3 separate regions of the Homo sapiens genome follow, and regions 1 and 3 are each linked to region 2. A link is a loop called in an ENCODE intact Hi-C map of the cell type or tissue named here. Cell type or tissue: B cell. All regions are shown on one strand. Links, peaks and the distances in the headings refer to the core of each region. The heading gives the core; the rest is flanking DNA.

Region 1 (8,263 bases), core at 2,308-4,807, 46 kb after region 2:
AAACATTTTTCATAAGAGTCCTAGAACAAGCATAGATGAAATGGTGGCAAAGCACTATTTGAAATAAAAATACTTAGAAGTTACTAGGACTGAAGAAAGACATGGGTCTTATCAAAAAGCATTCAAAGTACCAAACAAGATTAATAAAAATAATTTTTCTGGAAACATGTTAGTGAAATGACAGAAATCAAGGATAAAGATGATAACCTTAAGAGAGTAAAGGCAGGACAATTTTTCTGTATAAATGGAATGTACTTTTGCCTGGATGATATTTTAAATCTATGCTTTTAATGTCTCTTCTGCTTTAAGCACATAAGAGTGATGGAAATATATTAAAAAGAGAACATAAGAAGCTACAACTGGGCTTATAGGCAAGATAAGCATTGCAAAAAATAATAATAAGATGTGAAATAGAAACCAGAATTGGGAACAGGGCTGAAGTCACAAGCTGGCTGGACATTAAGGCTGAAAACAGAGATGACCAGGTTTAAAATCTTCATATAAGTAGGCAGCCAGAATCAAGGCCCATCCCTGAGATTATCCCTTCTGAAAAGAGGTTGAAAATTGCCTCTGCCAGTTTCTAACTAGGGCATCAGCTCATAAAACACAGAAGACCCAGGACATTATAGGACATAGAGTTGCCAGATATCCCTGTAACTGAATTAGCCACACTCAGAATAGCACCATGATACAAGTACTGCCAATTGCCAAATTTGACCTAGATGGGGAAACTAGGCAACTTGAGTGCAGCAATAAGAGGAGAGAGACAGCAAGAGGGAAAGAAACAAGTGAAGAGCTTCACTAGGCCTACATTGCTTGGGTGAGCTGTGGCCATCATCCCCATTGCTGTTAATGAGCCAAACTATGTGAGTACTCCTCCTAACATCAGCCCTGGCCCACAGAGGATAGCCACCACGGAACTCCTTAGTAGTGTTGGTGCTCTTCCCAACAGTGCACACCTGATGGCTTTGGTCAATATTGTGTCCTCTGGGCCTTTTCAGGGAATATAAACCTCTGGTAAGTCTTCTGGCTTCACATAACATACATATTCCAGCATGGCCATTTCTCTGACTTTTTAACTTTATTCTTCCATTCTTTGCTAGGAAATCTCAGGCATCTCTACTTTGTTCCACATAGGCTATAACTTGGACTCTTAAGAGTCATACTAGTAGAAACTTTGTTTCATCCCCTGAGAGTTCTTGCCTGGGTATTATTTTCTTTGTCCTAAAAGAATGGGCCCAAGTCAGTGAACTCTTGCTTATCCTATATTATATTCTGGCCCACTTGATCAAGCACCCTCAAAATCTAATTCCATGTACACCCCCTTGGTTCCTGCCAGTAAATACTAGCCAATTCTTGCAGTTCCTATTGGGTGCAGTCATTTTCTTTCCTTGTTACACGCAGCATGACCCCAGCCAGTGTATATTAGAATTTAGCCTTAGTTATCAATCTGGTACACAAAGGAGGAGATGGGAGAAGCTTCTGAGGGGAGCACCTTTTGCCCCACATGAGAGAGGCCCCTGTAGTGCTTTTCACACAGGGGAATTGTTGTCTTTTAACCTATTTATGCCTAGTGTTCCATTATTGGATGCTAAGCATGTGGGAGTTATTTATATCCTACTGCTCAAGGTCATTGCCAAGGTCTGATTGCAAAAATTCCAAAAATTACCAACTCAGGCATAAATGGGTTAATAAGGTGCCTGGGCCACCTATACAGCCTCCTTATGTTTCAGAGAAGTCTGTCTAGCCATAATCCTTGGGAATATACACCCAGAAGTCTTCATCTCACATGTTAGGGTTCTAGACTTTTCTAACTTTTTCTGTGACCTTCGTGTAATAGACTTACTTTGAGCATTGACTTGTCTTTGAAGCTCCTTAATCCTAACTATCAGATCTTGAGATTTTTTTCTCAGCTGGTGTATCTGTAAGCTACCAAAAAGGTCCTCATATTTAGTGTTAATCTATTTTTTAAAATGCCTTTATTTTCTCATTATTCTTCTGTAGGTTTCCCATGCAACTTAATGATAATTATTCAAGCTCATTATCCTAGTATATTTTGCTCACCTCATACCTTTCCAATATTTGTGACATCCCATTGATCAGAGTGTTTCATTTCATCAGAATGCTATTTGCAGTCATTGCCAATTAACGTTTTAGCAATTTTGCCACTATTTTATGCCCAGGATTATCTGTAGTACTCCACATACCACTTGAGATGGGGTTCTCTTTTCTAGCCAAGTAATAAGTTAGTCAATCTCTAAATTTTATCTTAATGCATGCTTTCTTGTACCACTTCTGATAATAAGTTGTGTCAGTTGAGGTCCTTTGATAAGTAGATGCTAAGATAGAATTAGAAGTGCAAGAATTTTATTGCAACTAACACCTTTGAAAGATAAGAGGAAATGAAACAAGTCAACAGGGAAAGCCTTCATGCTGCAATGCATGTCTGACACCTGATAAAGGAGTGGAGCAAGGATATTATGTAGAAAAAAAGTTCAGTCTGAGGAGCATCTCTGAGAAAATCATGGCCAGTGCAACAAGGCACCTCAGTGTAAAGGCTGTTTCTAGAGGAATTCTACCTTAGGTGGTAACGGCTAGGTCCTGGCACTCCTGTTGTGCTTAGTCTGCCACTGGAGCTGCCTGGAGAGAATGTGCCCTTGACTTATACACTGCAGTAAATCTCAAAGGTGCTGCAACAGGTTTTCACTGAATGGAAATCTGAGGGAATCACTTCTATGGCTGCCACACGATTTGAAAATGTAACTTAAAAACAATAATGTTCAAAATAACAAGAAACCTCTAGAAAAAAGTCTAACAAAATATGTGCAAGCAAAGTTATAAAACATAATGAAAGGACATTAAAGAAATACTGATCAAATAGACTATGTTCATGAAGAAAACAAATCAATACAATAGCATGTCAATTCTGACCTCTGAATTTAATAACATTACAATCACAACATTCAACAAAACTTTTCTTGAAACTTACCATGATAATCCTAAAATCCACATGGATTTTTAAAGGTGATTTTAGTGTCCAAAAATAATCAAGTTAATAAAAGAAATAAAACAAGTGCAGAGACTCACACTAGCAAATGTTAAGATTTATTCTAAAGATACAATAACTAATAATGGTGAATTATTGTCACAGAGATTGGCAAATAAACTCAACAAACAGAATAAGGAGGCCATGAACAAACGCATGCCTATGTGGAAGCTTGGTATATGACAGAGTTGTCATTACAAATCAATGGGAAAACACAGACTGATCTATACGTTTTGCTAGGACAACCGGAAATTTAAAAATTCTAGTGAATAAAATTGAGATTTACCCTCCCCCAAACTTCTTTAAAATGTCAGTTAATTTAGACATAATTATAGAACCTAATGGAAGTAAGATAGCCAGACAGAACCAGAACAGATGCTGCATGAATCAGAAGGGCCTTTTTATTTTCCACTTCCCCTAAATTTACAAAGTGTGAACACCTGCCAGACACCTCAGAGCAGAAAATGGCTGAATTCTTACTGGGTTCCTGTCCTGTTATATGCGTGCTTATATCAGTAGTCCAGAGGACTTTCATTAGCAATCTAGTGCTTCTGTTTAGGAAATAGTCTCTCTCTCTCTCTCTCTCTCTCTCTCTCTCTCTCACACACACACACACACACACACACACACACACACGATTGGTCTGCTTTCATAAAATTATAATCAGCAAGATCTAATCCAATCCCTTGTCTAGTGTGAGGAGGAATAATTATAGTCCAGATCAACACCTTTATCTCTATCTTGCTATAAACCTGTCTCTCCATAGACCTCCTCCTAACCCTAGTTTAATATCCTTTTACTTCAATGGACTTGGACACTACATATAATCTAAAGGCCATAATTTCAAATTCTTTCCTCACAGTTATTTATAAAAAATAACAACTAAGTGTGCTGAAAACTTTACAATATAATTAAAAATAAATTCCAAGCGGAATAAAACCCAAAATTTGAAAAAACAAACTAAAATTTCAAAATTACTTATGGGAAAATATGCATGTGACTTTGGGTTTGAGATTTATTAAGCTAGAAACAAAACATCTTCATAAGGCAAAACACTGATACATTTTTACTAAATTAACATTTTTTTTTTTTTATAAATCAGAATACCATTAGATAAGTGGAAAGATTAGAGATAAGGCACAGCTTGGGAGAATATATTTGCAATGCATGCAAATAGCAAAGTATTAGCTTCCAGAATGTATAATTATGCCTACAAATCAATAAATAACACAAATAACTCAATATCTAAATGAGCAAAGAATGTGAACAAGCAGTTAAGAGGAAACTAAAATTGCCGATACATTTTTAAAAATCCTCTACCTTGCTGGAAGTCAGGAAAATGAGAATTTAGAAAACAGTGCTACATCATGTCAGAGTTATCTGGTTAGCAAAAAATAATATTTCACAATATTTGTGGATGAAGATGTAAGGAAACGATAATTTTAGTACACCATCAGTGGGAGCTTAAATTGATAATACTAATTTGGGAAGTAATTTAGCAATGGTTAGAAAAGTTGAAGACGCGTATCCTACAACCCAGTAATTTCACTTCTAATTGTTTTCTAGTAAACACTTATGTCAGGAATTGAATATTTTCATGTTTTTGCACTGTTTGACTTCCTGAGGAGAGAAAATTGACTTGCTAGAGAAAGCCTCCCTAACCTCAGACCCATTGGCTCCTCAAATTCCTAGGGTATTAGATTGAAGCCATCTGCTCCTTTTCAAAAGACAAAACATCTCCCTTGTGCCATGAAAATATCTCAGGGGTTATAAACCTGAGGACAGAGATTTTTGTCTTATCTTCCTCTTGAAGACATTTATTTACATTTCAAAGTCTGGAGACCTTCCCCTTCTTTTGTCCAAGGAGAAATTGTTTATATTAGGGAGATTGCAGTCCCCCTCTGGGGATGGGGTATAATGTCTATATAAGTTCCCAGATTCATATTTTTGCGTTCCTCACCTACAGTACAGGACATGGTATCAGTAGGATGACACCTGGCTCTCATCGCATCACCTTAGAATAAGGAAGATTTGTGCCAAAGGGAAACCAATGAGGTTATTGCTGTAAGTAATCATAATCTACCTTGTTCCAGAAATCTTGAGTTTACTTTTAGGAAAATATGAATACATATAAATATTAAAAATGTATTGGTTTGCACATGTGCACAAGGAGAATGCATGGAAATTTTTTCTAACATTGTTTATAAGAAAAATTGTATAAATATAAAATGCCCATTCAGAGGAGACTTGATAGATTTTCTTAAATTCAGATAATAAATACATACAGCAAGAAAATCAATAGATTTAAGTTCTAAGTATAAATATTAGTAAACCATAAAAATGTAATACTTATTAAAAAAGAAAATTGTGAAACAATATATACAATATGATAAAATTTATTTCAAATTAAAAAAAGGTCAAATGTCTATCAGCTACTGATAATTAAACCAATTGTAGTTCACTTATTCCATGGCATTGTACAGGAGGAAAAATAAATTTCTCTTTATCTGTTCTGGGTTCTTAGCTGGAACCCTGTAACAAAAGACAGATTAACAAGAGAAAAACAAACAGAAGTTTACTGACATGTATACCTCATATATATGTAAACTAAAAGTCCTAAGCCCTCCACCAACTGCACAGACCCTCTCTTGGCCAAAAGGACCCCAAAGAAACCTTAAAAACTGAGTTCCCAGCTGTGATGGGAAGGGAGGTCAGACACGCCTCATTATACACCCTCCCTTTTGGAGTTTAGGCACAACTGACCAGCACTGATGTTAAAACAGAGATCATAAGAATGACAAAAGAGACTCTGTGGCAATAAGATACTAAATTATAAACAAGACCTAAGGCCATATAAGGCAAGGGTTAAGTCACATCTGAAGGCCATCAATCTTGCCACATAACATCCTTAACTTAAAACATTCCTTTCTGTTGACTCAAAGTGTTAGACAGAGCCTTACTCTTTTAACCAAATGCAAATTAAAGAATCTCTGAGTCCACCTATAACCTGTAAGGTCCTGCTTCAAGTTATCCCACCTTTTTGGGCCAAATCAATGTATATCTTCCATATATTGCTTTGTGCCTTTGCCTATACCTGCTGCCTCCCTGAAATGTATAAAACCAAACTATAATCTGACCACGTTGGGTATACTTTATCAGGATTCCTTGAGACTGTTTCCTCAAGCTGTGTTCACTCCTATTGGCTCAGAATAAACCCTTTAAGAGTCTAGCTTTTCCATTAACATATACATAGGAAATATGCAAAGAATTAGTACTTTTCAAAACAGTGGCTTAGAGTTCAGGCTTAAATACCACCTTCTGTTGAAACAAAGAAAGAAGGATATTGGAAGGTGAGGAGGAGTTATGAAGATATGACCAGGAAAAGTGTCCTTATCTCCAAAGACACAGGGAGAACGAGAAGAATCTAAACACACAGGCCTTGCTAAGTTTTCCCCAGCTCATATCCTTTCATCCTATTATAATTCTCTATGACTTTCTACTCTATCAAACCTAGCATTAAAAACACTCAAGTTTGACCACTTCTTTTGATCTTCATTTACTTATGAAGGCTCTTATGTCATGTAAAACCTATATTAAATAAATGGGTATACTTTTCTCTTGTTAATCTGTCTTTATTATAGGAGCCCCAGCCAAGAACTCAGAAAGGTAGAAGGAAAATATATTTTTCCTCCTCTACACTTACCTGGAATAAATTTGAAAATTTATATTCTTTGAGAAAATCAACCATTTTATGCAGAATCACAAATGTATTTGTATGGAGATGAGCAAATTAATGTCATACAATTCTTTTAATTTCCTTGGTATCTGTGGTTATTTCTTGATTATATGTATTTTTTATTTAGAGTATTTGTACTTTCTCCCTTTCTTCCTTGATTAAGTTAATTAATGATTGTTATAGCCATTTCACTGTAACCCACAGGTATTTAGTTCTGCTCTCTTTCCAGGGCATATGGAAGACCATACCTTTCATATGATTAGTTCTAGGCAACAATCAGGTAGCAGTAGGGAGAGGGGCATGTGTCACATCCAGGCTGAGGGTGAAAAGTCCTGAAATCTTCCAGAGTTTCTTCCTTACTTGCAGTGAGCATGGAGGGCATGTGTTGATAGAGCAGAACCCCAAGTCAAAGAAAACTGAGTCGTTGAGTTACTATATGGAAAAAAAAAAAAAGCTGCCTTGGAGAGTCTTTTAACCCACAGTAGACTTTGAGTGCATGAGAAATAAAATTTATGTGATAAGCCACTAACATTTAGGGATTGTTTACAATTAAAGTTGAAGCTCAGTTTATTCTGACTAATACAGTGATGTTATTCCTTTTATTGACATTTCTAAATAATTGGCTCTTTGATTTATTTTTTCAATCTAGCAGATTTGTTTTTACTTAATTTCCTTTCTCCTTACCTTAGATTTAATATGTTCTTTTCCTAACTTACTGAGTTTAATTTATATTTATTTTTCTTGATTATTATAATAAGTATTTGGGGCTAAGATTTTTATTCTGAGCAATGCTTTAATTTTTATCTGATATATAGCAGTTATATAATGGTATGCATTTATTTTTGGGCTGATAGTTTTCCCTCTTATATCGGTTGTTGGGAAAAAAAGTTGTATTTCACTTTAATTTAGAGGTGAATTTTTTTCATTTTACTTTTGTTGTCAACTTCCACTTCTGTTTTATTGTGGTCAGAAAATATTTTCTGCTTCTTCTATAAATGTCAAAGCAAATGAAAATTGTGTATCATATTGTTCAAATCTTCTGCTTGTTTCCTGCTTGTTCTAATTTGACATGCATAAAAGATTGACTCTTCAAATTGTAGATTATTTTCTTACAAGGACACATGAGTCATTTACGAAAATTTACCATTTAACATATTTCAAAGGAATAAAATTATTCAGAGTACATTTCTTATGACAATGGAAGCAAGCTAGACATTATTTTTAAAAAGATAACCAGAAAATTCCCATGTTTCAAAATTTAAAAACACACCTTTAAATAGACAATAGGTCAGAGAAGAAATAATAATATTAATTATAAAATATTCCAAATTGAATAACAATTAAAACACAAGCTGTCATAGCTTATGGAATGCATTTAAAGCTGTATATGTAAGGGAATTTGTAACCTTAAATGCAAATATTTTTCTTATTCCTTGGGATATGTGAAAAAGTAATTAACCTTATTCATTATTAAATATGCA
Region 2 (8,263 bases), core at 2,462-4,961:
TCTTTGCTTCTCAGACACAGTATTTTGCTCAGCTTCCTGGCCTCTCAGAAGGCAGTTTGGATTTTCAAAGGCCTTGAAGTATGTATATTATCTTCCTATTGTGGCTTAAAACAAAACACATTTATTATCTCATAGTTGCTGTGGGTCAGGGGTCTGGGCCCAGCTTGCCTGGGTGCTCTGTTAAGGAACTCACAAATATGTGATCAAGATGTTATAGAGGCTACATTCTCATCTGGAGGCTTAACTTAAAGAATCTGGCAGAATTCATTTCCTTAAGGCTATATGATTGAGGGATCCAGATTTCTGCTGGCTAGAGGTCATCTTCAAGTCCTAGAGGCCACCTGCTCTTTCCTGCCATGTGACCTTCTCTGCTGGCAGTTCACAACATGGCAGGTTGCTTCTTAAAGGCCTGCATGAGAGTATCTGTCTCCAAACAGCTAAGATAGAGTCTTACATAATGTAACCTGATAATGAGAGTGACAGCCAGCACCTTTGCTATATACTATAACCAAATTAGGTTAGTGAAATCTCATTTCCTATTCCATATGCTATTGACTAGAAGCAACTCAGAAGTGCCATCCACACTTAAGGCCTCAGGGTCGTATGAATTCCTGTAATGCCTCCAAAATGTGGTACTGGTTTTTATTTATTATTTTCATAGTTAGAAGCAGTTCTAGTGGCTTTCATTTGGCCTTTTCTTCCATAATAGCCTTCTCTATATATGTCACAGAACCAATGTGGTTATTGTGCCAGTTACTGAGCATGTCTATTCCAGGTATATATATTTTAAATGGAGAAATAGACCCTTGATGGGTATGGATACCCACTGGGACCACTTTGGGATAGAACTGAGCTGAAATTCCATCACCTGACCTTTTACCTCCATAAGTGCGTACTCTAAGTGTGTGGACATCAGTGACATTTTGGGTCTTCAGGAATTAGTGTCAATTCAGAGCCAGCATCTAGTAATTCCCCCAAAGACTGATTATTTCCCCTTCCCAAATGTATAATCACCTAGGTAAATAGTAAAAGTCTGCAAGTAACTCTGGGGAAGGCTAGTAGGAAGACTAATAGAATAAATTTGTGGCAGTGTATTAGGCTCTTTCCTCAAGTGGGCCCGATCTCCCCTTTGTTCAATCAATTTTAGGTTGGTGAACTGGCTCAAATCTGGGAATTGACTCAAGGGTTATCATATTTTAGGGATTCAAGTAAGGCTTCCGTTCACTAAGGCTAGATCTGTTCTGCTTATATAGATCAAGTAAGAATTTAGTAAACTGTCCATCTATTTTTTTTTTAGAGGCACTGTGATCAACCAGCCAACACTAAAGATTTCTGGGAGCCAGACTCTTCTAATCACTGCTTTGACTCTGCTGGCAATTATGGTAACTATACTAATCTTGTCTTAGGCAATTTGTATTAGTTTCTTAGGTTTGCCATAATAAAGTACCACAAACTGGGTGGCTTAAAACTATAGAAATTTATTCTCCCACATTATGGAGGCTAGAAGGCTGAAATCAAGGTGTTAGCAAGGTTGGTTCTTTCTGAGGCTCTGAAAGGGAATCTATTCCATACCTCTCTTCTAGCTTCTGATGAGTGCTGGCAATCCTTGGCATTCCTTGGCTTGCAACTGCTTTGCTCCAACCTCTGCCTTCGTCATGACACAGCATTCTTCCTGTGCATCTCTATGTCTAAATTTCCCTCTTATGAGGACACCAGTCATTAGATTAAAGACCACTTTAATCCATTACAACCTCATCTTAATTTAATTATATCTACACAGATCCTATTTTCAAATAAGGTCACATTCACAAATACTGGGGGCTAGGACTTCAACATATCTTTTTGAGGGAACACAATTCAATTTACAAAGGCAATTAAGTGCTGCCACTGCCACTTGGCCTTTGTCGTCTCAAGAGTCTATCATTGTTATTACATTTAGGGATCCTAGTTTATGGTAGCAGTTCCCATGATAATTTCTGGTCTATAATGAATAGTCAGCACAAAGCTCATCAAGGATGCTGGAGCTCCCCTTACAGATTTATTTCTCATAGCCAGGGTAAAGGGTGTGTTCTGAGAGCCCTCTCAAGGTGAATGAGTAGGTCTTATATGATAAAGACACTCCAACATTCAAATGTTTCTAAGCCTTTAGATATCTTCCTCTACAGTATACCCCAAAAGTTCTGGCATATTTTGATTTCATTTATTGTAGGTCACTTTTGGGTCCATGTTTCAGCCAACCAACCAAGTAAACTGTCAAGCCCCTCAACCTGAAACACTGAATCTAGAATATTTGCTTAGTTGGCCCTGTTATGGACTGCATTGTTGCCTCCTCCCCAAAATGTGTATGTTGAAACCCTAACCCCCAATGTGACTATATTTGGAGATGGGGATAATTAAGTAAAATGAGGTCATAAGGGTGAGGCCTTAATTCCATAGGGCTGATGTCCTTATAAGAAAAGGAAGAGACATCAGCGCTGTCTCTCTCTCTCTCCACGTGAATGCCCAGAGGAAAGACCATGTGAAGGTACAGTAAGAAGGTAGCCATCTGCAAGCTGGAAAGTGCCCTCCACAGAAACTAAGCCTGTTGGCACCTTGATCTTGAACTTCAATCCTCCAAAATTGTAAGAAAATAATTTTTTTGTTATTTAAGCCACCCTGCCCATGGTATTTTGTTATGGCACGCCAAGCTGATGAATACAGGCCCATATCAACTAATTCTGCCCAATCCAACTTCATTTTCCTTTCACTTTGACTCCATATCTTTAAAATTGATTCCTATGCATATCCCCCAGGTTTCTGACTATATAAAGTGATAAAACTGTACAATGCTTTTGGTATGCATAGCAGCTCCTCATGGGTTACACTTTGTACTTTACCCCTCTGAGCCCGCTGGGACTTCAGGTAAGTTATAGGTTTAGAAGCAAAGAGAGGTGGTGGGGGTAGGTCTTAAAGAGGATCAGCAGTGCCTTACCAGTCAACTACCTCAGGAAAGGCAGGCAAAGGAGGGCCAATCTTCTCAAGACAGGAGTAGAAAGGCTGCTTCTACTGGCAAAAAAGGCTCAGCAGAACTCAGGGGTTAGAGTCCCCAGCTTTGTGAGAATCTGCCCATAGGATCCCATTCCAGCTTTATATTCATACAGAGGCTACAAGGCTGAGAAATCACTTTGCATCATTCAGCCACTGGCAGGGCGGAGACTCTGAATTTTGGTTTTCAGGGCCCTGTGGCTATGGAAGGAAGATAAGAATTTCTTTCAGGGCAAACAGAAGCTTTCAGTTTCTTTATGTGGACTTTGAGCTGATAATTCAAATTCCCGAGCCTATCCTTTCCCTACTTTCTCCCACGCAGTTAGGAGCAAACAGCCAACCTCATTGTACTCCTTGGTTTGACTAAAATGTGCTAAGGCATCAAATACATGGTCACCCAGAACCTTGTCTTCTGTAAGTGTTTGATTAGGAGTAACTGTAAGGGATAATTGGAAGGATGGCCGAGAAAGGAATGAGGCCAATAGACCCAAGTTCAGGCAAGCTGATTTATTGTCAGTCCTGCCAGGCCACCTCTTGACAAAAGCAGAGGAGGCAGCCCCACTTACAGGCTATAGCAAGGTTTTATAGGGTGTAGAACTGGGTCAAGGTGAAGGAAAAAGAAAAGAGACGGGGCGGGGGGGGGGTCCTTTGTGCCAGGTGTCTGACCACTTCCTGGAGATGTTTTTCTTGCCAGTTCTGTTGTGCAAGGTAGATGTCTTAACCACATCCTGGAGCAGCTGGCCTCTGGTCAAACAGTTACAGGAGGGTTTGGGGTAGGGTGTTTTGCTTTTGGCCTTTGGGGCTTAGATCTATGGGAGGGGGAAACAGTCCAGTTGGGTGGACCCTAACAGTAACCAGTGGGGATATTTTGTGTATCTCTATTGCCACATCATGCCATTGACTACCAGTGCCCTTCTTACTGCTAGAAGTAGACTCATTAGTGCTTTTAAATTTAATCATATTAGAGAAGACTCAAAACCAAGTCAGAGAATTCATACTTAAGATTCTATCCCCCTGGAACCACTCTTGGTATTAAAATCTGTATCAGTTAGCATTTAATCAGAGAAGCAAAAACTAGTATCTATCTAGATCTCTATATTTATATCAGATATTCTGCAGAGTGGCATTATTGACTTTTGGGCTGGATAATTCTTTGTTGGGGTGTGAGGGTGGGGGACAGTCCTGTGAATTGTGGGTTTATCTATGGCCTCTACTCACTATATGCCAGTAGCACAACTCTCTACCCTCCACCAAGTTGTAACAACCAAAAACGTATGCAGACACTGCCAAATGTTCCCTGAGGGTGAAAATTGCCTCCAGCTGAGAACTACTGGTATCTCTATATTATCTATATTTTTATTTATAGCTATATGTATCTCTTCCTCTATCTGAGAGAGAAATTGGTTATACGGAATTGGCCTTATGCAATTGTAGGAGCTGGCTAAGCAGTCTCTGTATGGCTGTTTTCTCACACATGATGCTGAGGCTTCAAGATCACAGGGATGGCAGTCAGAAAAGGAAAAACACAAGCAGGCTGGAACCAACAAGCTTAAGCTGGAACTCCGTGGAGAAGGACTAAAACCTGTGTTCATTCTTGTTGCCTCTAACCTTGGTAATGAGGGTATCCAGCAGAAGTGGGGCCCTTTGTCACAAAGTGAAACACACACCCCTGGTCTAGGAGTCTGAGAAGCTGAAAGAATATCAGCGGCAGGTAGAGCAGCCACAGAATCAGATGCTGCTTCACACCAGTAGGGTGAATCTACAGATCAGCAACAATATGTGTGAGCCACAAAATGGCCACTGCTTCTCTTTCAGCCTCTAAATGTCTCAAGAATCTTCCCTATGTCTTACCTCAACTCAAAACAAACAAGAGAAAAAATTCTGGGAAATGCAATTCAGCCTAGACAAGGTGACATATGAGAAAGCCATTACAAGATAGTTTGCTCAAAGTAGGATCCAAATTATGTCCATACTCAAATGAAAATATTATCCAAGCTGGGAGAATGTGTGGTTCCAAAGACTGACTACAAAATAAATTATGAGCTTAAATGGATTAAAATCATATTAAATATGTAGAAACTTCAAAACTCCACAAATCCAAAGTATGTCATGTACGGATAGAAATTTTTTCTTCACTGATGAGATAGAAAAAGAATTTGTCTGGCACAATGTATGACCCTTTGTCTATTCAAAAATGATCACAGCTAATGCAAAACATTTAACAGAAAGATAAATTTAATGTTAACAAGCACATTTGATAATTGTCCCAGGAAAGATTATAGGTAACTGGATGGAAGTATTTTTCAAGTAATCTAGGATAGTCAACATTTTAAATGCACCACAGAGACATTTATCTCAGCAATTCAGCAAAGCAGCATCAACTCTTGAGCCAGAATAAAAGCTTTCAGCTTCTCTTTTGAGAAGATTCTGAGCATTTACTTCATTTATAGTAAGGCTCTCTCAAATTTTTCTCTAAGATTTCCCAGAACCTTTCTGAGGCTTCATGCAATTTATATAAGTCACTTAACAAGCACTTGTTGAGCTGTTACCATGTGTCTGGCACTCTTCTAGGTGCTCTCTATAGACAAAGAATAAAATAGACAATCTATTCTCAAGAAACAAGCCTTCAGTGAATCAATAAACAAATATATATACACACATATAGTTGTGACAAGTGTTAGGAGGAAAAATATGACTGGGCAAAAGGATGGAGAGTTATACAGAGGAATGCTCATGCCTTTTTATATCAAGTATTCAGGTCTTTATACTTTATATCAAGTATTTACTTCAAGATACTTTATATCAAGTATTCAAAGTCCACTAAAGATTATCTGTAAGTAGAGATTTGAATCAAATGACGAAGTAAGTGAGTGAGGATTTCTAGAGGGGAAATCCTAGCATTCTAGGAGAGGGAATCATAAATGCAAAGGCCCAGAAGATGGGAGCTGTTAGCATGTTAGAGGTCCAGCAAGGAGTACCTGGAGTAGAAGGAGCCAGGGAAAGAGAGTTGGGAGGTGAAGTCAAGAGAGATCCAGGGGCCAGACTCAGAGACCATGGTTAAGATTTTCTTCTGAGAGACAAGAGAAGCCACTGGAGGATTTTGAGCAGAGTGGCAAGATGTGAGTTTTGTTTTTAAAGGATCTTTCTGTTTGCTTTCTGGCAAGTTGACATTAAGGGGACAATGGTGGAAACAGGGAGACCAGTGAGGAGGCTATTGCAATAATTCACTATACTAGGGTGGTAGTGATGAAATAAGGTGGGATAGTCAGATTCTGGAATTCTGGGTATATTTTAAAATAGAGATTATGGGATTTGCTTATAGATGCTATGTGGGATGTAAGAGAAAGGGGTCAAATAAATGTAATTATGTTTAAAAACTTCGTATTTAACTTCTCTCTTCCTTTTCTTCAACAGAGTTATCATTTCTCTCTCTCCAAACACTCAGCACCCTACCACTTGCCTCTAGCTGTCTAAAACTCTTACCATTCCCCCTACCCCTATAATGAGACATCCAACCCAACTCTACAACTTCTATTTGTCTATTTTTGCTATAAAAATCCTCCCTTTCTGCCTGTTCCTTATTCAATGCTCACCCCATCACTCCATTCAAAGCCTTTATGCTCTGAGACTAACTTTTTTCGCTCACATCTTAAACAGAAAGTATCTGATGTGAGTAATTCAGATTCGGGTAGAAATGACTAATAATTTAAATTAAAATAGTTTACTTTTCAGGGAGGTATTTTAAAAAGCTTTGAAATCACCCAAAGAAGCCCTTTTCTTGTAAACACGCCTAAGTTCTATGATCACCTACAAATTACACTTACCCTTTTCTTGTGGTAAACACTCCATGAGTTCTATGATCACCTGCAAATTACACTTAGTTGCTGACTGCCCCCCATCCATGCAGGCCTTATGCTGACATTATCGAGGCTCACGCTTTATCGGAAAAGGAAACTACAGGAAATGAATCATGAATCATTATTTTTAAAGAGCAACTCCATCACAGCTTGCTTATCATTATTAATAAATGAAGAAAAGAGCTAAACATGTGAACTTACATCACAAGAAGAAAGATTGAAGTCTCTTAACATACCCGGACAGACTTGTCATAAACTATTGCCTGCTCTGTGGACCCAGCAGACTTTGTCCCAGGCCATTGAATGTTCTGAGCCCATTGAATTCCCCTAAGAATCATTTACTACTCCCCCTAAAATCATCCATGTTTCCCTATCTCCCTTTCCACTAAGAAGAAGGGTAAATAAGCATCTCTACCCAATTGTGTGGTGGGGTAATCTCTCTGTGATTTTTCCCTTCGTGCACATGAATACATTTGTATGCCTTTTCTCTTACTAATCTGCCTTTTCAGTGGGGCTTCAGAAGGTGAATGGGAAGTTTTCCCTTGGTCCCTACAAGGTCTTAGTTACCTGGCCAAACCTAGCAGCAAAAGTTGGGAAATTTTTAGCCAACTTTAGAGAAGAAATGCTAAGTGAATATTATTTTGTTATCAAGGTAGCCCTGATGAAGTAGCTGGGAAAGTTCTTTTACTTACTGTTTTTCTTCAGCCCTTATTTATAGGTACAGCCACTTAAAAAAAACAGATGAGCCCCATGATGGAGTCAGAGCTTCCTGACCCCTGACCAGATACCAGAGGGAGATAAGACCCTGAAACCAACCCAAACTGGAAGAGATAACCCCAGTGGCCTTTAGATCATTAACATATCATCATAATGCTAAAATTCCCACTACAGAAAGAAAATTTCTGCCATTTTATGTACATGGGTTGTACGAAGATGTGTGTTTATGAGTTAAGTCTGCACATGTGTAGTCCCACCCTACACATGCTAACCTTCCTTCTTGCTCCTTGGACCCAGCCCTTAAAAACTCCATGTCTTCTATTGGTCGGGGAGAAAGGGTCTTTAGAGTGTAAGCTTACTCCTTCTTCATTTCTGGAAAGAAATAAAACCTGCTTGCCTTTTGTTCCAATTGGGTGTTCTTTCTCTGTGACCAATACAAAGTAGGGAAAAAAACTCAATTTGCCAGTGACAATACGAGCAACTAGCAATTTGAGCAAGTATAGCCAGCTTATTTTCCCTGTACCATTCCATTTGAGATAATGTGCGCTTCTAAGGATATATGCTTTTATTGTCATGATGGAACTGAAGTGGATGAAAGTGCCTCTAGCTGCTCTGTATCTAGTTATTCAGTGGATCCCCAAATCCGGTTATAAAACCTATAAGAT
Region 3 (8,263 bases), core at 2,308-4,807, 1.1 Mb before region 2:
AAAATGTTCTTCACATACCTGTGCTTTATACTTTCATAATTGTGTTATCTATAATTTACTTTCTATATTTATTAACTGATAGCTGAGGAGCTCAACAAGGACACGTTGACAGGATAGATTTCCTTACCACCCATTTCTCCCCCAAATCTTCTTCCAGGATGGGGCCAGCCCAGGAAATACTGACAGCAGGGCCAAAACTTTTCCCAGAAAGCAATTTGTGGTCTGTTTCAATATGTAAAAAATGAATGAGGTAAAAATTCTGTACGGCATAGTGAAATGATTATCTGAGGTTTTTTTTTCTTTTAATAATATGGGTTTCCCCATCCAGCTACAGAATCCTTTTGTCAACAAAGTCTCATAAAAATAGTATAAAACAAATTTATCGTAAAGAAATAACTACCAATATGTGATACTTATTTGAAAAAGGACCAAGAAAAATGAGTTAATTGTTTTGATAAATACTTTGAAATCACAGATACTGACAGCCCTCCTTGATTTTTCCCTGAATAGCTCTTTTGCCATTTCATCAAATTTGGAATGGGCAAAGCATAAGTTTCCTTAAAAACTGACTTAGAGACGAGGCACGGTAGCTCGTGCCTGTAATTCTACTAGCACTTTGGGAGGCTGAGGCAGGTGGATCGCTTCAGCCCAGGAGTTTGGGACCAGATTGGGCAACATGGTGAAACCCTGTTCCTACAAAAAATACAAAAATTAGCTGGGTGCGGTGACGTGTGCCTGTAGTCCCAGCTACTCAGGAGGCTGGGGTGGGAGGATCACCTGAGCCCGAGAGGTGGAGGTTGCAGTCAGCCAAGATCATGCCACTGCACTCCAGCCTGGGAGACAGAGTGAGATCCTGTCTAAAAATAAACAAATAAATAAATAAAAATAAAAAATAAAATAAAACTGACTTAGAAGCAAAGGCATCTAGTATCTGATTCACACACAGTTGAGTGTAACTGCAGCAAGGCAGGATGCTCAGAGCCAGTGAAAACAAACAGATGGAAGGAAGGCGGGGCCTTAACTCCTCTTCACTTAGGAATCATTTGTCATTTAGCATTGATGACACAATATTATGGGAAAGAAATACAGTAAATACCTTATTTAAGTCATTCTAGATAATGGTTTATTTCATATAAGTGACTTTTCTGGACAGGGTACCAACCTGTCCTGGTTTGCCTGGAACTTTCTCAGTTGTGGCACCGAGGATCTTTCCAGGTTGAAAGTCCTGGGTTCTGAGAACCCACCCTCATTCCCAGGCAAACCAAGATGACTGGTCACCCTACTTCCACAGATCTGGCATCTATCCTTTTAAGCACTAACACATTCTGCTGGCAGGCAGTTATGATATAATAGATAGGGCAATAGACTTGTAGTCAAAAGACCTGTCTTTCCTGTCTTCATCACTTAGTAGCTGCATAACCTTAGAACATCTGTTTCCTCATTTGTAAAATAGAAAGAGTAAGATAACAACTCCTATACAGGGTTGTAGTTAGGCCTGGATGATTAATAAAGTATGTGAGAGTGCACATGCACAATAAGTTTTGTTTTCTTTTCCTTTCATCATTTTTGGTGGAAATCATTCTATGTTTAACAAATGTCAATCAAACCGAGTTTGACACCAAGAAGGCAGCAATGTGAACATCTATTAGTAAACCACACTGCTATATATAGTGTAGTTCTATGCCTACTTTAACTTTGCAGTTTTTCATCTACAGTTTTTTGGGAAATCACATATTTCGTAAAAAACCTCAAGATGACCATAGGGTTATTTGGGAAAAAAACTAGACACACTCAAAATGTTTAATAATAAGGACACTAGTTAAGAAAAGTAAAACAGAACCCATGTAGCTGTATGTGTGTGGCCTACTGATTACCAAAATTATTAATCTTCCAGACAGCCCTTGGAGTCATCTTCACACCATCTACCACTTCTCCTCTACTTCCTATATGCAGCTGCCAAAACCTGTCCATTCTATTTCTGCAACACCTGTCAAAACTATCTTTCCCTTACTGCGGTTACCCTAGTTTCAGCCCTCAACAATTCTTGACTGGATCACAGCAAAGATCTTTAAATGGGTTTCTTTGCCTCTAGTTTCTTCTCTTTAGACTCATTAAAGTGTCATCATAGTTTTACTCTAAAACAGATATTATATTATTCCAAAACCTTCACTGAGCTCCATTCCATACAGCAAGACATTATAATCCCTAAGCATGGCTTTGAAAGCCTTCCAAAAAATCTTTTAAGTCCAACAACTTAACTAGGGTTCACAGACCTATTTAACAGTATAACTGGAAATAGAAGCTAGCTCTCCGGCTTCTTAGTCAAACAATTTAGCTCTTGTTTTTTTTTTTTGAAGTCACACATTTATACATTCCTTTCCAGTAGCTTCTTCCTTCAGCCTCCCTGACCCCAATCCTGAACCACCCGCAGCTTGTGCACCGGCCCCCTGCTCTCTGTCCCCTGACAAATGTTGTTCCCTCTGTATGATACTCCACGTGCTTCCTTCTCTGCCTGGTAAACCCCTACTTGTTCATCAAGATCCCACTTAGACGTTGCCTCAAAGTTCTCTTTAACAATCTCCCAAGCTGAGGGAGGCATACCCTGCTGCAATCTAGCAACCGCCTCCATAGATGCCTCAAGATCTTGGCATTTACCAAATCATTCCACTGCTGGTGATTTCCATTCCTGCCAATCCTGCTAGAAGGCAACATCAAGCATACAGGACCCATTTACCCAACTTAGACTCAACATCTATTATACATCTCCTGTCTCACATCAAAGTGTATGTATCACTGAATCAGAGAATGTTAGAAACAGAAGTGACAGCAAGACAGTCATCATCACATGCTCCTCTCTATCCTCAAATTTTACTCAGAAGGAAAATGAGGCCCTAGTAAGACATGCCCGAAGTCACACAGATATTTCATAGCAGAACTGGAAGATGAACCCAGGTCTCAGATTCCCAATCTAGCAATCTTTCTGTTACCCCATAGGCTGTGTGGAAGAGGATACTAAAAATGCCAAAACTTCAAGGAAATCTACTCCAGGTGGCATATCACAATGATTAAAGACTTCTCAGAGAATGACCAAGAAATGCCATCTACTTGCAGATAACTGGGTATGAATGTTAAAATGGAAAACTTCAAGGTACTACTACTACTGAATGCACTTGTTTTAAACAAAAGTAATATATGCCTAACTTTTTATGTCACTGGATGGTTTATATACTATATTATTTAATATTATAAATTACACGTCCCCAAAAAAGTTTCACTTGGAAAGAATATTTAAGATTGTAAGTTTTAACAATTTCTTAAATCCATTTATGTATGTGGATATTGTCTTTGGTTAATTATTCAGGGGTAATTTTATTAGGTTAAATGATCACAATTCCAAAAGCAGCATGTTTATGCAAAGAGCCTATCTAATTTTCTTCCACTAGAGGGAACTAAAGATCATATTATAGCTAGCTGGGCACCCAGCGTTTCACCAAGGTCTCTGGCTTTAGACAATATTATTGGTCTCAATAATAAAATACAAAGATGAGATGATTATTTGCCTTTAATGTGTCTAACAACAATAACCATCAGCTAACATTTACTGAGTACTTACTATGAGTCAGGCTCTATTTTAGATGTGTTGACCCATTTAACCTCGCAATAATTCTAAGGGGCAGATGATGCTCATGTTATATATGAATAGACAGAGAGCAGTTAAGTAACTCATTCACAGAACTAATAAGCTGCGGCCAGGGGCGGTGGCTCACGCCTGTAATCCCAGCACTTTGGGAGGCCAAGGCAGGTGGATCACCTGAGGTCAGGAATCTGAGACTAGCCTGGACAACATGGTGAAACCCCGTCTCCACTAATAATATAAAAATCAGCTGGGTGTGGTAGCACATGCCTGTAATCCCAGCTACTTGGGAGGCTGAGGCAGAAGAATTGCTTGAACCTGGGAGGCAGAGGGTGCAGTGAGCTGAGATCATGCCACTGCACTCCAGCCTAGGTGACAGAGCAAGACTGTCTCAAAAATAAAAATAAAAAGAACTAACAAGCTGCAAAGCAAAGATTGGAACCCAGGTAGAACCAATAAGCTGCAAAGCAAAGACTGGAACCTAGGTAGTCTGGCCCCAGAACCTATGCTCTTAATAACTCTGCTATATTGCTTCTTAGGTCTACAATGACTCAATTCTGAAGATGAACTTTATAGGTTAGCTATTTCTCTGAATTAATTCTAAAAATGGAAATACAAAGTCTTGATTAAAATAAAGCTCAATCAAGCAAATTTCCGTAATAAAATCATACCTTTCAAAAAAATCTTAGGTTTCAATTTCAATTCAATTTTCAATTTCAATTCAGTTTTCAATCTTAGTCCTTTCAATTTAAGTCACTTGATTATATTTGTGTAAAACTAGTTTTCTATTAAGACAGAATCATTAAAAACACAATGACAGCCAGGTGCAGTGGCTCACGCCTGTAATCCCAGCACTTTGGGAGGCTGAGGTGGGCAGATCACTTGAGGCCAGGAGTTCAAAACCACCCTGGCCAACATGGTAAAACCCTGTCTCTACTAAAAGTATAAAAATTAGCTGGGTGTGGTGGCGTGCGCCTGTAATCCCAGCTACTCAGGAGGCTGAGGCAGGGGACTCGCTTGAACCCGGGAGGCAGTGAGCCGGTTGCAGTGAGCTGAGATCACACCACTGCACTCCAGCCTGGGAGACAGAGCAAGACTCTGTCTCAGAAAAAACCCAGAAAACCCCCACAATGACTAGGTGGGACTTCTGGAATGGCTGTATAAAGGAGCTCAGGGATATCTCTCCCCTGGAGAGACATATATTTAGCTGGTCAAAAATCACAATCATTCAAAGTCCCTGGAGACTGATCAAAGGGCTTACAACAAATAGAGAAGCATTTATTCAATAGAATCTACAGAAATTCGATAAGAACAATAAGAGGCTGTAGCATTCGAGATAGGGACCACACAGGGACTGCACCTGTCCCCCCACAGCTCTGTTTTGCCAAAGAACTGTTTTAAGGAGTTCAGCAGCTAAGGGCAGATCCGCCCCTTGAGATGGAAGAGCTACTCGGGGTGGATTTGGCAGCTAGTAAACATTGGCAGATCCCATTTTCCACGGCTCCATGCTGTGGAAGGCCTATATAGAGCAAGCGGCAGAAGCTGATGGCAGCAGCCATTTCTCTCCCCTGAACTCCAGCTAAAAACAGAGGAATCAGGTGAGGAAGCTGGTAAACAGTGTAGTCCCCCCTGCCCACACAGCTCTGTGTTGTCAAGAGAGCTACAGAGATGTGTTTGGCAGCTGAGTGGCAGCTCCCATCTCCTTCAACTTCCTAGGGTGAAAGAACTATTCTGAGTACTTTCAGCACCTGGTGAACACTGACAGATATCATACTCCCTGGTTTTGAGCTGTGGAAGATCCACACTGAGTAGCAGCAGAGGCAAAAGGAGGCACAGTTCATACCTCCTCCTTCCCGGCAACACAAAAACCCTGCTTCAGAGGGAGGATCTGGGTGGAACAGCCAATGAGGAGTGAGTTCCCCATTTTCCCCAGCTCCTACTCTATAGTGCAGAGATTCTGCTCAGGGAAGGGTATAGCAAGTCTCAAAGACTAGAAAAACTTGTCCCTGACAAGGGACTCAATGTTATTTTATTTTTATTTATTTTTATTTTTTCTTTTCTTTTCTTTTATTATTATTATACTTTAAGTTTTAGGGTACATGTGCACAATGTGCAGGTTAGTTACATATGTATACATGTGCCATGCTGGTGTGCTGCACCCATTAACTCGTCATTTAGCATTAGGTATATCTCCTAATGCTATCCCTCCCCCCTTCCCCCACCCCACAACAGTCCCCAGAGTGTGATGTTCCCCTTCCTGTGTCCATGTGTTCTCACTGTTCAATTCCCACCTATGAGTGAGAACATGCGGTGTTTGGTTTTTTGTCCTTGCGATAGTTTACTGAGAATGATGATTTCCAATTTCATCCATGAAGGGACCCAATTTTAATTGGATCAGACTATGGAGCAATTTATACCACAAGGCATTGTCAAAAAGAAGGGAGCAATCAGCTATCGATTGGTTAAGTTTAACACCAATAGAGGTAGCAGAGAAATGCATGGATAAGGACCACACCTGTCCTGAAGAGGGACATCAGAGGTTGCACTGAACTAGTCCAGCAAGTAACTAAAAAAGAATAACCCTGGAGTGGAGGAAGGTGTCAGTATCCACAGTTGCTATAACAAAGTGTTAGGAGACATGCAAAATGCAGAAAAGTGTGACCTTTACAAAGGAGGGGAAAAAAAAGCAGAAAATAGAAACTGCCTTTGAGGGAGCCCAGATGTTGGAATTAGCAGAAAAGACTTCAAAGCAGCTATTATAAATACTCTCAGCTGGTGACTAAGAGCAGCAGGAATACTTAAGCAGGCTAATTCCTGTGAGATATGGGTCTCTGATGGTCAACTTTGGCTCAAGGACTCCCAATACGCCTTGCCAAAACATCCTTGAAACTGCACCTTGGTCAAATAATTTCCCCACCCAATCCTCCTCTTTTTCTTCCCTTTTTCCTCCAACGGGGTCAGACCTGCATGACCTGTGATGGCTGTCCCAGCCTCCTCCAGCTCCCTACCATTCATTTTCACTCTCAATAAATTTCTTGCACATCAAATCCCTTCTTGACATCTTTTTGTAGAACCTGAACACAAGCTTTCTGTAGAACCTGAACACAAGCTTTCAATAAGGCGAGCCAGTAAGAAGCACGCTGATATGCCTGTCAAAATGTCCCTAAGAAAGGTTTAGCAATAGGAAGCACCAGGTATCTTTGAGGGCAGGGTTGCATGGTGGAGCAGATAACAGGAGGACTGGCTGAACCTTTATAGGTATGCAGTATGACCTTGGATATCTTTGGCCAAGCAAATTATCCTTACCCCACTTTTTGGAGACTTTGGACACCAGACCCCTAGCTCACGTCAAACTGAAGTGCTGTACTCAAACAAGAGGATTAACTGGAAAGTTCCATGTATTAAACATGTTAAAATAAAGACCCTCAGCCTTTATCTCTCAGAACCACTGCAGTCAGACTTAAATGCCCCTACGTACCCTTTCTCCCCCTAATACACATACCCTTAGCCCAAGGCAGAAGATCAGAAGATTCTTCTGTCAAACTGACCTGCTTAAGAACAAAAGATCTACAGATAACGGATATCCATAAGGCGCTCAAAAAATGGCCTAGTCTTTGTCTGATCACTGATAATGAATTTACCCATATACAGAGTGTTCCCAGGCACCTATTTAACACTTCCCTCTTAATATTTTTCTGAGGAAACTGTTCCCTGTATAAGGCAAAGAAAATTTCAAAAATATACTACTTTGAGATAGATAAGAATATGAAACCTATGAAGACAAGAGTATGAAACTATATAATAGTTTAAAAGAAAAACATTCAGAAAAAAGTCCTTGAAAATAAAAAATGAGAGCTAAACCACGAGACTCAAACAGAAGGGTTAGAAGATCAAGTTGAAGAAATCTCTCAAAGTAGAGCAAAAAGATAAAGAAAGAGGAACAGGAAAGAAAAGGTTAGAGATGAAGCCCTACCTTATAAGCCCTTATGTTATTTGAATCACAGCAACTCCTGAAAAGAAGAACAAAGAAACTGGAGAAAAGGATGTTATCTAAGAAATATTTTAAAGAATTTCTAAACTAAAGAACAATGAGTTTCCAGATTTAAAAATATTTCTAAGCAATCAGTATAACGACTTTTAAAAAGGCCCACAGTAAAGCACATCATTGTAAAATTTTAGGGCACTGGGGTAAAGAGAATATCATTAAAGCTTTGGGAGAAAAACGGCCAGGCACTGCCCTAAGTGCTTTACATACATTATTCAATCAATCCTCTCAATAACTGTAAGGGCAGGTAAGATATTATGCCTGATTTTTAGATGAGAAAACTTAAGCACAGAAGGGTTATGTGATGTGCCCATGTCACACACAGCTGGTTAAGTGTGATATGAACCTAAGTAGTCTCGTTGCATCATATAAACTTTCACCCATATGCTATATATTTTCAAAATTGTCACCTAGAATTCTACACCCAGCCAAACTATCAAATTGTAGAGTAATATAAAGACATTTTCAGGTATCTCAAAAAAGCACCTCTTCTCAGAAAGTTACTAGAGGGCATACTTTATCAAAATGAAGAAGGAAGCCAAAAAAACCAAAAAAGCAAAAAAACAAGAAACCTAGGGAACAAA

Evidence for each region. A loop is a pair of places that touch in the nucleus more often than their neighbours do. Peaks named below come from ENCODE experiments on the same cell type or tissue, not always from the same donor. Only the 100,000 strongest peaks of a DNase experiment are listed, where the experiment ranks them.
Region 1: it touches region 2 in a loop (3-fold over the local background); 5 of 110 quality-filtered maps call a loop at or near these places.
Region 3: a loop joins it to region 2, with 9 times the contacts of the local background. A loop is called at or near these places in 6 of 110 quality-filtered maps.

The regions. Positions count from the first base shown.
Region 1 is chrX:42,986,472-42,994,734 of GRCh38, forward strand. No RefSeq gene overlaps it. Among named protein-coding and RNA genes, the nearest start is that of PINCR, 190 kb to the right of the region's middle. In B cell, for the core only: no CTCF peak of the experiment used is centred there; DNase peaks (open chromatin) are centred at 2,500 and 3,510; H3K27ac peaks cover 976 bases.
Region 2 is chrX:42,940,082-42,948,344 of GRCh38, forward strand. LOC105373188 (a long non-coding RNA gene) reads left to right here. Exons shown (of 5, transcript XR_949037.3): 4 at 1,298-1,382; 5 at 4,459-4,975. Among named protein-coding and RNA genes, the nearest start is that of PPP1R2C, 170 kb to the left of the region's middle. RefSeq lists a silencer at 4,427-4,486. In B cell, for the core only: no CTCF peak of the experiment used is centred there; DNase peaks (open chromatin) are centred at 3,320 and 3,580; H3K4me3 peaks cover 1,098 bases; H3K27ac peaks cover 2,500 bases.
Region 3 is chrX:41,794,806-41,803,068 of GRCh38, forward strand. The region is part of intron 2 of CASK (calcium/calmodulin dependent serine protein kinase); the gene reads right to left. Among named protein-coding and RNA genes, the nearest start is that of GPR82, 75 kb to the left of the region's middle. RefSeq lists an enhancer at 8,076-8,263. In B cell, for the core only: a CTCF peak has its summit at 3,442 (motif pointing right); a DNase peak (open chromatin) is centred at 3,486; H3K27ac peaks cover 841 bases.